Regions from separate parts of the Homo sapiens genome. Here region 1 is linked to region 2. The links are chromatin contacts, found by Hi-C in ENCODE. All regions are on one chromosome and are shown on one strand. Each heading gives the region's core, a stretch centred on a gene start or an enhancer-like site at or near the end of the contact. The rest is flanking DNA. Distances are from core to core; before and after follow the strand shown. Region 1 holds the start of ZNF519 (zinc finger protein 519). Region 2 overlaps LDLRAD4 (low density lipoprotein receptor class A domain containing 4).

Evidence for each region. A loop is a pair of places that touch in the nucleus more often than their neighbours do. Pooled maps may share reads with other maps.
Region 1: a pooled map shows a loop between it and region 2 (9-fold over the local background). The contact joins the promoter of ZNF519 here to the enhancer-like site in region 2. A Hi-C loop is called at or near these places in 6 of 50 pooled maps.

The regions. Positions count from the first base shown.
Region 1 is chr18:14,131,020-14,136,733 of GRCh38, forward strand. It overlaps ZNF519 (zinc finger protein 519), which reads right to left and starts at 1,416. Exons shown (of 3, transcript NM_145287.4): 1 at 1,256-1,416. The coding sequence starts at 1,258. RefSeq lists enhancers at 603-1,124, 1,027-1,366 and a silencer at 1,617-1,676.
Region 2 is chr18:13,583,869-13,589,275 of GRCh38, forward strand. The region is part of intron 4 of LDLRAD4 (low density lipoprotein receptor class A domain containing 4); the gene reads left to right. Among named protein-coding and RNA genes, the nearest start is that of MIR4526, 25 kb to the right of the region's middle. Within about 2 kb of position 2,068, at least 3 of the 41 ENCODE cell types and tissues checked have a DNase peak (open chromatin) inside an H3K27ac peak, as active enhancers do.

The sequences.
Region 1 (5,714 bases), core at 166-2,665, 550 kb after region 2:
CAAAATACATGGCTCTGGTTTGTATCTTGGGCCATCTCAAGACAGTTCTAAAACTCAGGACTAGAAAAAGGCCCGAATGTGGCTAAGGAAACATTGCCCCATAAAGTTTCCCAACGAAAACCTCAATCCCAAGATGGCCTAATAAGGGCGTTTGTGCTAAGGGAGGATACAAGGAGAAACAGCAGAAAGATTTTTTACAGTTGAGTGCCAGGGGATTATTTTCTGCTTTTTTCTCATGTGAAATATTTGTAAGTAGAAAATAAGTATTTTACAAATTGCCATCCACTGCTCTGTGAAAAAGTGATTAATTCAAATACTGTTTCTGAAATGTGCAATAAAGGACAAAAACAGTTGATAATGTATGGGAGCGTAGAAGTTGGCTTTGGGGAATGTCAGCAAGAAACCGGAAATTTAAGATTTTACTTCAAGCCAGGTTAGGCTGGCAGAACAGAGTAGTGGATGTGAGACCCTGCTTGCCACACATTTGGAAAATGCAGGCGAAAACCAGTGTCTTTGATTAAAGTTAAAATAATTACATAGCAGTCATTTAGACTGAAGTGGCTCTAGTGGTCTAGGCCTCTATGTAAAAAAAGAAATCTAACTCAAATGCATTTTTTTCTAAGTTACTACCTTAGGAGGAAACGAAATTCAAGCTTAAACAACTACAAACCTCCAATTAATCCCTGATTACATAACCAGGAAATTTCCACCCAGACACTCCAAATAAAGCGACTACATAACTGTACCCAATTATTTAATTGTCTTTGCTTCCTCACACACCTTATACAAGCCTTTCTTTCAAGACCTTCTAGTAGCCCCCCAACCACAAACCATTGCTGAGCGCTGTCCCATTAATTAATCACTGTTTACTCATATAAGCTGTCTATGTTTTAATGGCGCCTCAGTCTAATTCCGAACAGGGTAAGGTAGGGACGGGGGACCCCACGGACCACAGCTCCTTCCACGCAGGAACCCTGCACACCGAGTCGGCGTCTTTCCGATGACTTTCGCCTCATCACCTCACAACCTGGGGAAGATGCAGGGCTGCGGGCGCAGAGCTGCGCAAAGAGGGCTACAGGCTGGGGCCAAAGCCGCCGTGCAGGGACAGGACAGGACGCCCGGAGTCCCTGCACCGGAGGGGACTGAGGGCTGAGCTGCAGACTCGACTCGCAGACTAGGTCCCGTCACCGCCATGTCCAGCCGGTTCCAAGGAGCCCCCTCCCCAGTCTCGGTACGCCCTGCCCCCCACACTCACCATTTCTCGGCTTCAGGGGTGTCCTGGAGTCTTAGCTATAAATCATTCAATGCCAGCAGGTCACAGAGCGACGGAGTGAGTGGCAGAATCACCGAAGTCTCCCGGAGCAGAGGACACAAGGCAATGAAGCCCTAACCCCGCGCTCTGGCTGAAGTGAGACAAAGGCCGCGCCAGATTCCGGAAGCCGCCCCTTCCTCCCTGGCTGCGCGCCTGATTGGACAGTTCCCACCCCAGAGCCCTGATTGGATAGTAGTGCAGGCACCGCGACCTCAGGCCTTGCGTGTCAGAAGATGCTACCATACACTGCACGGAATGAGCCGAGAGTGACAGGCTCTTGGCTCCAGTCACTTTCAGGCAGGGCTTTCTGTCTGTGCTGCGCCTGGCTCTGCCCAGGGGTCATTTTTTTAGCATTGTGGTGTATAACGTTATGAAGGTTATGTTCGTTTATAAAACACACACACACGTTGTTCACAAATGGAAGCAATATAATGACAATTATTTAATATTTCAGATTTCATAACCTTTCTGGCCGCCGGTCTTTGGAGTGGGACACCTAAGATTTTAAGAGAGAAGCAATCCTCTAAAAAATAAAACGTTAGCTATTGTGAATTTTAAATGTCTTATTAGCCAGATCAAAAATAGTAATAAAAAGAGTCCTGACATGGTGGCTCACGCCTGTAATCCCAGCACTCTGAGAGGCCAGAGGTCAGAAGTTCGAGACCACTCTGGCCAACATAATGAAGCCCTGTCTACTAAAAATACAAAAATTAGCCGGGCATGGTGGCGGGCGCCTGTAATCCCAGCTGCTTGGGAGGCTGAGGCAGGAGAATCGCTTGAACCCAGGAGGTGGAGGTTGCAGTGAGCTGAGTTTGTGCCACTGCACTGCAGCCTGGGTGACAGAGCAAGACTCCATCTCAGAAATAATAGGAATAATAAAAAGAAACAAGTGAAATTGTTTGTAATACTCTTTAAGCCATTATACCCAAAATATTATTTTTCATGTGTGGTCAACAAATAATTATAAATATTTTGGATCTAAATCTTTTAAACTCGCTGTGTATTTTATGTTTGCAGCACATTTTACTTCAAACCAGCAGCCATGAGGGCTCTGATGCTCCGATCTCAGGGAGGTGAAGGCCTGAACACCTCTTTTTTTTTGTATTTCTAGGCTATTTATGATTTTTAACACAGACTAAATCAAATTACTGTGCCTGAAAAATCTTTTGCTTTGAAGGCAAGTGACATAAAGACAGAGCTGCTGATATTTTTTCCTGCTGCAATTTAGCCAATCAGCAGAATATGCTTTGAAGGGTAAAGATGTTTTCTAAGACCCCACATTCAGGAGCAGCTATGGGGCAAATCCCTAAAGCACACATAAAAATCACATACAGCCAATGTATTCCTCACCCTGAATCAATGCTTCTCACCCTTGGCTGCATATTTCAATAACCTTGTAGAGGAGTGTTTAAAGTCTTCAAACCCAAGTTGCAATGGGGTAATTAAGTCAATCTCTGGAGTGAGACCTAGGCAACAGTGTGATTTAAAGCTCTCGGGTGATTATAGCACACAGCTCAACTCCCATGTTACTGCTTTAAACCAACATCTTTTGGAGAGCCAGTTGAAATTATTTCTCAAATTAACATAGAAGTGTTTGCTGCTGAGTTGCGGCCTTTCAGTCTTGATTACTTACTTTCTATCCTTTGCAGAACTGACCTCTGCTACTTGTTTTGTTTCTGATTCACACCAGTTCCACACACACTGAGTGCACACTACGTACAGGGCCCTGTGCTAAGTGTCCTGGCCGTGGTGAGTACTATCGTGGAGGAAGGACTTTGCTGTAAAAAATTGCATTCCCCAAAACTACAACCATGCTACTTACTCAATTGAGGTAAAAATGAAAGATCGAGGGGGACCCCCAAGAGTCAGGATGTGAATAAATACCTTGGAATATTAATACCCATCTCATGATGTCTGACACTAAATGCCTCACTTTCAAACAAAACAATACCAAACATTGCTATTATTCTGTTAAGATTAAATATGTAATATTTAAATTTTATTGAATGACATGCATACAGAAATATATGTCCAAAGCATTAACATAATGCTCAGTAAATTATTACAAACAAATACATTTGTGTAGGCATAGGATAGAACTAGCCTTGTTTCTGCCACACAAACCACTTTCTCTTTTCCTCCCCTCCAAAAGTAACCACAATCTTAAGAGCTAATGTTGTAGATAAAGTTTGTCTTTTTATACAATTATTTTATTAGAGAATATTTTAAACATATATGCAATAAGCAATGTAGTATAATAGACTGATGCTCAGCCTAAACATCTACTAATTATGTGCCATTTCTGTTTAACTTCTACTTCAACTCATTCCCCATCCCCACTTTATTATTGTTTTTAGTTATTTTCTATGAGATAAGATGTATATACATTGAAACATACAATCTTTTCTGTACCTTTTTAACAAATAAATACACTCATATAACCTTTTCCCTTTTAATTATAGAATTACCCCCACTTAACAATTATTAATATGCATGTGAATCACCTGGGAATATTATTTAAAAACCTGATTTTGATACGATATACTTGGGTTTTGCCTGAAAATCTGTATTTCTAACAAAATAGAGATCCATAGAGCACATGGTAACTACAAGGTGTCTTTTATCTAAAGCGTATAAAATTTGATGAATAAAATTAAGAAAAATTGAGCTCAGGTAAAAGAATACATTAAAATGAATATGCAATATGCTATCTATAGGAGATTTGGTTACTAATGACTCACATTCATAGGTGGCCTTTACAGAATTACCCAAAATGAGTCATTTACACACCAAATGCACACAATTTTCATAGCTTCCCATTAAAATTATATTTAATGCCTTTACAAAATCTAACTCAGCTTTCTTACAAAATAAGTAACAACATTTTATATGACATTATAAGTTCCATCTATATTAAACCTAAACTTACATAATTTTATTAGGTAGGGTCTGTGTGTCTACCACCCAATATTCTTTTGGGTTCCACCATTTGCACAGGCACCACAGCTGAGGAGCACAGATTCACCACACACAAGATGTTCCCTGCATCTTTTTCTTTCTCAGGGTATCAGTTTATCAGTCAATCAAGTCATGTGAGAATGGAGGTCATGTATTTCCTGGCATAGAGTGTCTCATGGACCCTCTCTTCAGGGGAGAAAAATACTAGAAGGTTCTTTTAGGGGGCACTTCCTGGGACATGGGCTAAGCCATGTAAGGGATGAAGGCTCAGACCAGCAGGTATAGACTTCTCAGAAGGGAAAGATGAGGCAACCATTCTGAATCTGGACCTCTACCACTGCTTGTCCCATCTCATCAAGACAGTTCTGAGGGATTGTTCCTAATGTCTGGATGGTGGAGGTTGGGGAACAGTATGGGCTTTGATGGGACTCAGGTAAGATCCGTCATCGGAAGGCAGGAGGCCAGTGCTCAGCATCTGAATTTGTGTCCTTGTGGACAATGGGGTGCCTTTTTAGGTCCAAGTCCATTTTCACCAAAGAGGAGGCTGGAGACTCTGAATGGCTCCCAGATTCCATTTATGATACTTTTTGGGGTGGGGTCAGAATGGGTCTGAGTTTCAGTATCTTTGGGGAATTCTGAAAAGTCTGTTTGGGGAATCTGGAAAGACCTCTTGCCTGGTGCCCAAATGCTTGGTTTTCTGTCCTGGATTTATACATTCTTGGGAGCCAGAGAGCCAGTTTTGCATTCACACCAACACAACTGAGTCAGAAGTGGAAGCAGCCAAGACAGGTGTCTTGGTGACAGGTGTCTCATCTTTGCCTTAGTTCCTCCCATCAGTCTTGGTAAAGAGTCCTGGAGTCTGGAGCTGCTGGGGCTTTCCTGGTCCCAGGTTCTGCTTTTCCTTCTCATTTGGCCCAAAAGCTATGGGACTGTACCCTATCCTAGCACTTCACTGGGCATCTTCTGGTTCTGTCCATGTGCCCTAAGACTTGGTAGCTCTTTCGCTTTCTCTGTAGGTTGAAGAGAAGGGAGGTCAGTGAGTCCGAATCATCACAGGCAGCTTTCAAAGATTAATCTTAGGATGATTTTTTGAATTTAGGTATTGATTTCCTAGGACTGGACCCAGACAAGTGACATACTGGGTGTCTGAAAACTTATGATGCATTAGTAATATTCACAACCCATTTTAAACTGAGAAACAAAAAGAAAATACCAAAATGGTAAGGGTTACGATAATCCAGGTAAGTTTATCAGCTCAGATTGTGAATCCTGAGCAAATTCTACAGAACACAATGTGGCTCCCAGGATGAATGAGGGAGGGTGAGATAGAGCAGAAGTTTCCCTCTCCAGCTGGGCTTTCTGCTGCCTTAGGAATTGGAAGTTGATTGAGTTAGCACTGGCTCCAATCTGATCAATTCAACGTGATCATATCTGATCTAATTAT
Region 2 (5,407 bases), core at 818-3,317:
GAAGAGAATGGAACCTGCGAGCACTTTCTGCCACTCACAGAGCGGGGTCACCTCGCCCTGCTCCCCCAGCTGCCTACAGGCCTGCCGTGCCCTTCCCATCTCCGCAGCCTCAGCCTGGCTTCCCTTGAGGACCACCACCGCCCTTAGCCCATCTCCCACACCCATCTTGCTGAGAGTGCAGGTGAGCCCGGCCCACCCGAAGCCACGTTGCCTCCCATCACCCTTCAGTGCTCTGGGGCCACAGGGGAAAGCCTGTGACCGGCGTCTGCCTCTGCCTGCCTTGGTCTCTTCATCGTCATAATGCCCTGGACTCCAATTGCTTAGGGTTGTCCCAGACACACTGTGCTCTGTCATCTCTTAACCTCTGCTTCATGACAGTCTTTCCCCCTGGAATCTTGTCCCCTCTTTCTGTCATCTGACTAATTATTACTTATCCCTTAAGACTCAGATGAGTGGCCACCTCCTACAGGAAGCCTTCTTCCACTCTCTCTTCTTCCCACTGCTTGGCGCTTCCTCTCCTCTCCTGAGCTGAGCTGTGATGATTCTGTGATAGCCCTGCCCAGCTGGTTTGTAGCTATCTGCTATCTGTCTCCTCTTCCTTCCCAGACACTTCCAGCTTGTCTGAGAACAGGAGCTCATCCGTGTTGTTCCCCTCGGTGACTAGCACTGCACCTGGCGCCCAGGAAGACTTAGCCAATGGAGGAATCATAGGATGGCTCGGTGGAGGGATGGCTACAAAACCTGTCTTTTCTCATACTCATTTCTTGTTAACTGTGCACAAATAATTCCATATTACCACTTCTTATTGTGCTTAATCCTAGGGTAAATTTAAGTTAAGAGTGTGCTGTGGGGAAGAAAGGCAAGTTGTCTGAAGATTATTCTGCAGTGAGAACTTTGGATCTGTCTCCTGATACACTGTAGAACCAGGATAAACCATAATTGTCCAAATCCTTCAGGGCTTTCCTTCCAAATGAAGTGATTAACTTCTGCGGTAAACTTCCTCTTGTCCAGGCTCCAGGCTTCGTGCTGGGCCTGACAGCACTCAAGCTTTGCTGCCCACGTAGGCAATTAGGGTGTCCTTATCCTTCGGTTCCACTGCCTGGTGAAATATTAGATAACGAGGACAGAGCTTATCTTACACGCGTCTGAGCTGACAAATATGGCAGCCTTTCAGCAAAAGGCAAATGCAGACGAGGCCTTTTCCCTGGCTGGAATAAGAATGAGCCTCATGCGTGTCTGGCCCCATTGCCGATGGTCAAATGCACTCGACATGATTTCCATAGCACCCAGACAGCCTGAGTAGCTCATATCTACCTGTCTAGTCAATACATCAGCTTTGCTGGGGAGAGAGCAGGAGTTTGTCACTGGGGCTCATTTCTAATGCATCAGGAACAAATCTGTTACTGGCTCTCTTTATTCTGGCATGAATACTGTAAGCTGCATGAATTTATCTTCGGTGATAAATAACAGTGCCTTCTGGGTTCTGTTTTTTTAAAGGGGTCTTTGCTAAGCCATTAATATTGAGGTGAAGAGAGAGGAGAAGAAATGGATTATGCCTGACCGTGGAGATTAGCAGCCTGCTCAGGTGAAGGGTGGCCACACTTATTAATGCACTAATGAGCAAGCAGGGTCATTCTGATGATTAGTAATTTTGGCAACATAACTTCTGCCCCAGATTTGATTAAGCCTTCATACAGACTTCCTCTTCCAGGAGATTATCTTTTCAAAGCACATTTGGTTTCCCACTCCCCCTTTCAAGCCCATTAGGAAAATTAAAGCATTTAATTTTAGTGATGAATTTTACTGATACAGACAACTGCTTTTCCAGATTTTCTCCAAATGTAAGCACAATTGCTACATCAACCAAAATACCTCTTACTGAACACAAACTGGCGTTGTGTGGAGATTGCTGATTCCTGGTAATATATTACAGAATAATAAGCTCTGTGTTGGAAAGAATATATATATTTCAATATTGAACCAAGCCAGGGGAGCAAATTAAATAGGAGAACTGAAAGTTAGCTAATATCTGCAAACTTACTTCCTCTTAAATGAACTTGTCCATCAAACCTTCAGATTTCCCCTACTTTCTCCCTTAAAGAAACAGATCAAAAATATTTCGTGATGCACAAGCTAGCTAATGTCACACAGCTGAAGCACTGGAGTGAATGAAAGTTGAAGATATGGCAGACTCCTTGAGGCTAAAATTACTGCAACCTAGATGTTGAAAAAATACCTAGTAAAGAATAGAAACTGAGGGCGGGGCATGGTGGCTCACACCTGTAACCCAGCATTTTGGGAGGACAAGGCAGGCAGCTCACTTGAGGTCAGGAGTTCTAGACCAGCCTGGCCAACATGGCAAAACCCCGTCTCTACTAAAAATACAAAAATTAGCCGGGCGTGGTGGCAGGCGTCTGTAATCCCAGCTACTGGGAGGCTGAGGAGAGAGAACTGCTTGAACCCGGGAGGCGGAGGTTGCAGTGAGTTGAGGTCGTGCCACTGCACTTCAGCCTGGGTGACAGAGCAAGACTCTGTCTCAAAAAAAAAAAAAAAGAATAGAAACTGAGAAGGGCTCTGAGGGCTCTGAGTCACAGCTACCATTTTACCTTTCCCCTGCCAACCAAGTGAAGTCAGATTATGACAGTCGCTGTGCCATTGTGAGAAGAGCCTAGGAGCCCTGAAACAGACACACATCCATATATACAAGGATCTCTGACTTTAAGGCAAGTCAATCTCAAAACAATCTGGATACCTTAAAAATCAGGGGGGAATCGTTGAGAGGCCAAGGTAGGCAGATCACTTAAGGTCAGAAGTTTGAGACCCCAGCCTGGCCAACATGGCAAAATCCCGTCTCTACAAAAATACAAAAATTAGCCAGGCATGGTGGCGCACACCTGTAATCCCACATATCAGGAGGCTGAGTTGGGAGAAACCCTTGACCCTGGGAGGCAGAGGTCGCAGCCAGCCTGGGTGACAGAGTGAGACTCTGAATCTAAAAAAAAAAAAAAAAGGAAAAAAAAATAGGGGGGATCAGTATGTGTATGCACCCCTGTAACATCACACTGTATCTACTTGCAAAGAAAAAAGGGGTTGGGAGTTCCAAGTCATGGGAGTCAGAGACCCAGAGAAATCAGATTGCCTAGGAAGCTGGCAATATGAAAATATTATATGTTTATTCATTTTCTTTTTGGAGGTTTCCACTCTTGAAACACCACCGCTTCCTTGGGTCAGAGGGTTCTCAAACTCTAACATACATCAGAATCTCCTAGATGGCTCTGTAAAACCCAGACTGCTGGCCTCATGCCCAGAGCTCCCAGTAGATCTGGGTGGACCTGAAAATTTGCATTTCTAACAGGTTCCCAGGTGATGCTGATGCTGCTGTTCTAGCAACCACACTTTGAGAACCCCTGCCCTAGGCATTGCATTCCAGAACTCTCTCCATGTTAGACAGTCTCACTCTCATTTAGTTTGTAAATATTGAGCCCTTACCAGATGCCAGGTACTGTGCTAGAAGCAGGGAATCCCAGAAACACCCTGCCTTGGTCTTTACCGAGAACAGTCGACCTGTCAGATTCCCTCACAGAAAGGACCCCAGTCACCCTCAGCCTGCATGCCCGCTGAGTGGAAGACCTGCTTATTCCAACGTCCACACTTCGTTTCATAGGGTGGAATCTTCAAGACATACAGGCTTAGACAATTTCAATTACTTGCTTTTCCTTATAAGGCAGACCTCTTTCCCACCTCCAATAGACACATGATAGTAGGTTTTGCAGACTAACCTCTCTCTTGGATGGCTGGGCCTTGCATAGACTTATGGGTCCTCTGATCCCTTCTGGGCCACTGTCCCAGTGGGGCTATTTTTCTCCAATCTTCAGGACTGTTGTTTATGATTGAGCCTTTGCTCATTCATAATCCTGCTTACTGGTATCCAATCCTTTGTTTATTTCCTTAGCTTTAGAATGTCTACAAAAAGGGGGGAGGTCACTTTCAATCTTGAAAAGTTAGTCCTCAAATAAGTTTATGTAGTAATAGCCGGTAGCTGATCTTGAATCTCTTTCATATAAATTGGATGGCTGTTTCTCTACATTGCCAACAATTTCTTTATTTTAGACTTCTGGAACACCCTGCATCTGGAATCCAGAAAGCCTTTTTGTATGAGTCGCACCATTTTCTTGGTTCCTGTAGAGGATGTGGTGCTGAGATTATTCATATCGGGAAAAAAAAACCATTCTCAGAAGAATAATTTCTTTGTCCTCCTGTCCCATTGAGAAGCTTTGTGAAAATACTGTGAAAAGACAGAATTATTTTGGCTTGAAGCTGAAAGCTGGTGACATGTATGCTCTAAGTGGTCTCACTGTGCGTGGGTAAGGGGCCTGTGGCTTCTCTAGCACCTGCTTGGGAGGGGCTTTCTTCTCCTTCTCCTTTTCAATAATTTCATCTTGAACCTCTCTATTCTGAATGGACCAGTGGGAGTGATACTTTTTTACACAGAGATTTATACATAACATAACAAATTTGAAGGCTGGGAAATGAATCTATTGATTTCTTCATTTTCTGAAAATGTTTGGAATTTTATCTTTTTTCAGTGAAATATTACAAATAAATTTACAGATGGGGCTTCATTAAGGAATGTATTTTAAAATATGTGATCAAAACGATTCATTATTTTTTAAATTTCAGTTTCCTCCCTTGCCCTTAGCATGTTATTTTTTTTAGGGTCTCTGGTTGTTACCTCACCAAGCGAAGGGACAGCAAGTTCCTTTTCTCCCTCTGCTACTCGCCGGGTGTTTTTGTACGCAGCTTCCATTTCTGAAAACACTTTTTGGCCTCTGTGTTCTTAGGATTGAATTGTTCTTGTGCTGTCGACACAATCCACTCATGTCACCGCTAGTTTCTTGAAACTATCTTGACCTTGTTTCAGAGAAAGTGGCTTCCCTAATCCTACAGTCCAGCAAAATTTACATTTCATGATGCACCCGTTCAGCTGTGTGCTCACTCAGAAAGCTCTGCGGAATCATCTAGCACTCTGCCATCTTTTTCCTTTTCTTTTTTTTTTCTTTTTTTCTTTTTTTTTTTTTGAGACAGAGTCTCGCTCTGTCGCCCAGGCTGGAGTGCAGTGGCGCTATCTTGGTTCATTGTAACCTCCGCCTCCCAGGCTCAAATGATTCTCCTGCCTCAGCCTCCCGAGTAGCTGGGACTGCAGGGTTGCACCACCATGCCCAGCTATTTTTATTTGTTTATTTTCAGTAGGGATGAGGTTTTGCTGTGTTGGCCAGGCTGGTCTCGAACTCCTGGCCTCAAGTGATCCACCCATCTCAGCCTCCTGAAGTGCTGGAATTACAGAAATGAGCCAGCATGCCCAGCTTGCCATCTTTTTTCTTCTGTGGTTGGTTTCTGTCCCCAAACT